2 separate regions of the Homo sapiens genome follow, and region 2 is linked to region 1. The links are chromatin loops, found by intact Hi-C in ENCODE. Cell type or tissue: gastrocnemius medialis. All regions are shown on one strand. Region 1 has its middle 29 kb from the start of MOB2. Region 2 has its middle 41 kb from the start of MUC5AC.

The links. Peaks named below come from ENCODE experiments on the same cell type or tissue, not always from the same donor. Only the 100,000 strongest peaks of a DNase experiment are listed, where the experiment ranks them.
Region 2: it touches region 1 in a loop (5-fold over the local background); 15 of 110 quality-filtered maps call a loop at or near these places.

Annotation. Positions count from the first base shown.
Region 1 is chr11:1,514,619-1,517,118 of GRCh38, forward strand. No RefSeq gene overlaps it. Among named protein-coding and RNA genes, the nearest start is that of MOB2, 29 kb to the left of the region's middle. RefSeq lists a silencer at 948-1,137. In gastrocnemius medialis, a CTCF peak has its summit at 1,074 (motif pointing left); a DNase peak (open chromatin) is centred at 1,043; H3K4me3 peaks cover 607 bases; H3K27ac peaks cover 417 bases.
Region 2 is chr11:1,115,897-1,118,396 of GRCh38, forward strand. No RefSeq gene overlaps it. Among named protein-coding and RNA genes, the nearest start is that of MUC5AC, 41 kb to the right of the region's middle. In gastrocnemius medialis, no CTCF peak of the experiment used is centred here; a DNase peak (open chromatin) is centred at 995.

The DNA of each region.
Region 1 (2,500 bases):
CACCCAGGGAACACAAGTGCACCATGACGCGGAGCCCTTCATCACCGCAGGCCACGGCGCTTGTCCTTCCCAGAGGCCCCCAACCACAGCTGCTGAGCGACACCCACACCGCTTCTCTCTTCACACAGCGGACTGATGAGGAGTCCCGCCAAGCAGGAGCTCTGAGCCACAGCACAGAGTGTGCTGGCCCAAGTCCACGCCTGCATGCAAGCTCAGCCATGCGTCTAATGGCAATAACCGTGGAATGAGCTCGTGAGGTTCGGAGAGTCCCACCCCGACGGGGAGAGCCACAGGGAGCCCCAATCTCGGCAGTGACCGGCTCCAGGTCCCCACGTACCGTGAGAGTGGGGACAGCGGTGGACAGCAGCCCTTGAGCAGGGCACAACCTTCAGAGAGACCTCGACAAGTGAACACTTAAACCAAGGTCGACCCTGGGGGAAACGCAGACCTCCTCCCAGTGCCCCCTTCAGAAAAGGTACTCAAACACTGGCTCCCATCATGAGCTGGGCACGGAACCAGGCATGGGTACTACCTGCCTCCAGGGCTTGGAGCTCGGGAGGGGAACCAATCCCGGGCCCTCGACCTGGGAGGTGCCAGAAGGCCCTCACACAAGACTCCAGCACTAGGGTGGGGAGGTTAAAGTAAACAGGACAGAGGGGTTCAACTAAGACAATACCTTTGCTCACGGTCAGAGGCGAAGGCACTGATGCCAGCCGGCGCCGACTCAGGTGAGCACACAAGCTCTCCCGCCGCGGCTGCACCACATGCCTGATAAAGGGACAGCCCTGGATGTCTAGTTCCTCAGGCACGTGTGCACACATGTGTGCTGCGTAGCACTGGCACCCCATTCCTGTTCTGCCCCAGGTAGCTGGTGCATTCCCCGGTGCTCACCGGCTCGACCCCCCAGCAACACGAGAGACCTCACAGAGGGAGTCACACTAACGTGGTCGGGGCTCCAGAGCGAAACCCCAACCACTATGCTCACAGCCAGGACCGAGCAGGCTGGGCCAACGGCAGTCCCTGCCCAGCGCCCGGCTCCCTCCGAGTGGCCAGCAGCGCCCTCTGGTGGAGACTGGCTCGGCCTCCGCGGCACTGCATTCCCACGGCAGTGGTCCATCTAGTCCCCAAGTCCTAGAGGAGGCCCCTCTCTCTCCCTCAGCCCTGGCAGGGTCCTTGGCGCCCATTCTCCACACCTGCACTCCTTGGCCCTCCAGGAATTACCGGCCTCAGGGGCGCTCCTGGAAGCAGAGAAGGGGATCTGCCTGGACCTTCCTCAGAGGCACAGCCTTCACAGAGGCACGAGGGGCTTTGGAGCAGAGGAGGCTGCCACTTATCAGCCAGACGGCCTGGGCTCAATTCCCAGCTGCAGGGCCCTGGCCAGTGACATCACCTCTCTGCATTTTCCCACCTATAAAATGGGAATGCTGACCTCCAGCATGTCCTGAGCAGGTAGAAGATTGTGGCCCTCCCCGGGGAATCCAACACCAGCCCCTGGACACCCCTGGATGCTCCTGGGCATGGCAAGACCAGCAAAGTCACCTCCCAGCTGCCCAAAAGGAGTGTCCACACCAACAGGGGCAGCAGTGACCCGAGTGCTTCTGAACACACCATTTGGGCAATCATCTTCAAAATTAACAGAACCAAGGTGACGAGAAAAAAGGCACTTCTATGGCAAGCTCTGCTCCGAGTGGCCATGAAGAAGCTGAATCTTCTAGCTGTGCAAACAGAAGGTGCCAAGTACTGGCTGCTTTCTAGGTCTCTCTAGGTCTGACTGTCATCCCCCTCCTATCAGCCCCAGGGCAGTACCCAAAACACCCACTGCTCAGCGGTGGCCACATGAATCAGAAGCACGGCATCCTGAGGCCATGGTAAGCAAATCACAGGAGACGGCTGGTAATGAGGACACGAAATATGCTCGGCCTCACCAATAAACAGAGCAGCCTGATGCATGTGAAACCACATGCCGCTGATGGAGTGGGGGGCAGGGAAAGACTGGCACCCGCCCTGTAGGGGAAGGGGACAGTTAGACAGTGGTGAAACCTCCACATGCCACTGATGGAGCGGGGGGCAGGGAAAGAGTGGCACCTGCCCTGTAGGGGAAGGGGACACTTAGACAGTGGTGAAACCTATCAGGCCAGAGGGGGAACGGGTGCCCGTTCTTAGACACAAGCAAGGGAGAGACGAGCCAGTGCGGGCCCTGCTGCTTGAGCACTGCACGGTGGGGTGGAGTGGACCGCCACAAACAGGCAGAAAGGAGAGAGAAATCGGAGTCCAGTCCTGTTTGCAGCAGGGCTGCGTTCAAATGCAGAGCCTGCAGGGGATGCCGTTAGGCAGGATCCAGAACAGAGGAGGAACCCATTTTTGTTTCAGACAAAGAAAGGAAGACAGGCATGTCCCGGTCTAGCACACAGGCCCCTGTGGGGAGGGATGGAGGCTTCAGTGCTACTTTTCACCACTGTAAGGTGAAGCATGTGACTTTACTTTTATAGTCTCTCTTCCA
Region 2 (2,500 bases), 400 kb before region 1:
AAGCTGAAATATAATAGAAAAATACTTCATTAACAGCAGCCTCAAAACCTACGAAGATACCTATGTAGAAAACGTCAGATGGAAGGTGTCCAGGCCACTATAACATTGCAAAGGGCATAAAAGAAGACTTGACTGATGGAGACGTATGCCACGTTCATGAATGAAAAGTGTAAGTTTTGAAAAATGAGATTAATTTTAAAAAGTGAAAAACGAGGTCGATTCTCCGCAAACAGCCTTTCTCAATCCCAGCTGAGTTTTTCGTGGGATTTGGCCGGCTGGTCCAAAGGTCCACGTGGAAGGCCAGAGAGCCAAGCAGAGCTAAGTGAGTTTCAGAGAAGAATCATGTGGGACGCCTGCCTCTAAGACAGCGTGGCATTGGTGCCGGGATAGGCAAGTGGATGCCTGGAACAGCCCATGTGCTTACGATGATGCTTTGAGGTGGGTGGGTGCTCCACATCTACAAGGAAGGAGGGTTGTTCTCTGAGGGTGCTGGGCCGGGCTGTTCCCTGAGTGTGCTGGGCTGGGCTGTCCCCTGAGTGTGCTGGGCTGGGCTGTCCCCTGAGTGTGCTGGGCTGTCCCCTGAGTGTGCTGGGCCGGGGCTTCTCTACATGGGGAAAATTAGGTGCCTGTGTCACGCTCTAAACAAAAATAAAACACCAGGTAGATTAAACAACTCAGATGTGAAAAGCTAAACCTGAAAACATTTAGAAGGAAAACAGGCATAATATTGATGACCTCAGGGTAGGAAAGGGTTTCTTAAGTCACTAAAGTCACAAGCTATCAAAGTAAAGAGAGACGCATTTGACCACATTACATTTTAAAAACTGTGTTTGAAAAAAGACAACATAACTAAGTAAAAATACAAGCCAGGGAGTGGAAGGAGGTCATCTCTGTGCATCCGGCGCTGAGGCCGGAGTCCAGGAGATCTAGCGAACGTCATGGTCAGACAAGCAGCCCAGGGTTGAGGCGGGGGTCACACAGGAGGAGACGCGGACAGGCGGGGGTCACACAGGAGGAAACACGGACAACACAGGGAGTAGCCAGCAGGGAGGCTCGGCCACTGGGACCCCAGGAAGGGCGTGATAATCCTTGAGACCAGCTGAAGGTTCTCACACCTCCAGAGAGAACATGCTGGGGCGTTTAGGGGAGAGCGGTTGGTCAGGGCAGCCAAGCTGAGGACACAGTCCTGCTTCTGGGCACCCAGGGAGCTGCCCACCCGGGAGGATGGAGACTGGAAATGGCCTGCATGCTGGTCCACCAGGAACGGGCTGCTCCTCTGGGCATATTCATCCTCTGGATGGGGCCCAGCACTAAACCGGAACTGCCTGTCTTGACAAGGAGGCATCGCAAACCCAGCATCGAGCAGAAGGAATGAATCGCGGGTCTCTAATCCTGCACCCTGATGCTGTCCGTTTCTGTGAATGTGAAACAGGACCCTAATGCTGGACACTTACAAAAGTAGTAAAATTATAAAATATTTTGAGAGGCACTGGATTCAGGGTCACGGTTGCCTCTGGAGAGGGTTGGAGAGCAGGGAGGGGCACCCACTTCTGCCCGTGATGTTTATTCCTTGATGGAAAACACCTGAGCTAGAGTGGCAGGTCTGATATTAGTTACAGCTGACGGTGAGGAGGTAGTGGTCATGTCCATTCCATTACTCTGTTCTTCATAGGGTTTGAAATCATCCATAACAAAAAAGTCAGAGGGGCCGGGCACGGTGGCTCATGCCTGTAATCCCAGCACTTTGGGAGGCCGAAGCGGGTGGATCACCTGAGGCCAGGGGTTCGAGACCAGCCTGGCCAACATGGCAAAACCCCATCTCTACTAAAAATATAAAAATTAATTAGCTGGGCATGGTGGCACATGCCTGTAATCCCAGCTGCTCGGGAGGCTGAGGCAGAAGGATCACTTGAACCCAGGAGGCGGAGGCTGCAGTGAGCTGAGATTGCGCCACTGCTCTCCAGCTTTCATGACAGACTTTGTCTCCAAAAAAAAAAAAAAGAAAAAAGAAAGATTTAGCACTATTCATTCATTTGAGGAAAAAAGTGGCCGGCGCTGTGGCTCACGCCTGTGATCCCAGCACTTTGGGAGGCTGAGGTGGGTAGATCATGAGGTCAGACCATGAGGTGGGATCAGAAGACCAATACCCCAGGGTTGGCTCCCTAAGACCAGCCTAAACTGGCAGCCCAGGGCTGAGGGCACGGCCAGAGCTGGGGCCCTCGCCCACCCACCACCCACCTGCATGGGGAGGGGCCTTGGGGTGACTGAGCGTGAGAGGGGCTGTGCGGAGGTGGCTGTGATGGTCTCTGGTCCCGCCTCTGGGGCAGGTGGTGCTGACAGGGCAGGATTTGGGCAGCAGGAGTCAGGGGCTCCCAGGGAAGCCTGGAGAGGCTGAGCATGGGGTTGGACCTCAACAGGCACTTTTGGGAAATCTTGTTGGGGGCTGGGGCTGGTGGAGAAGAGTTGGGGTCCTCGTGGGAGGGCAAGGCAGGCCTGCTGG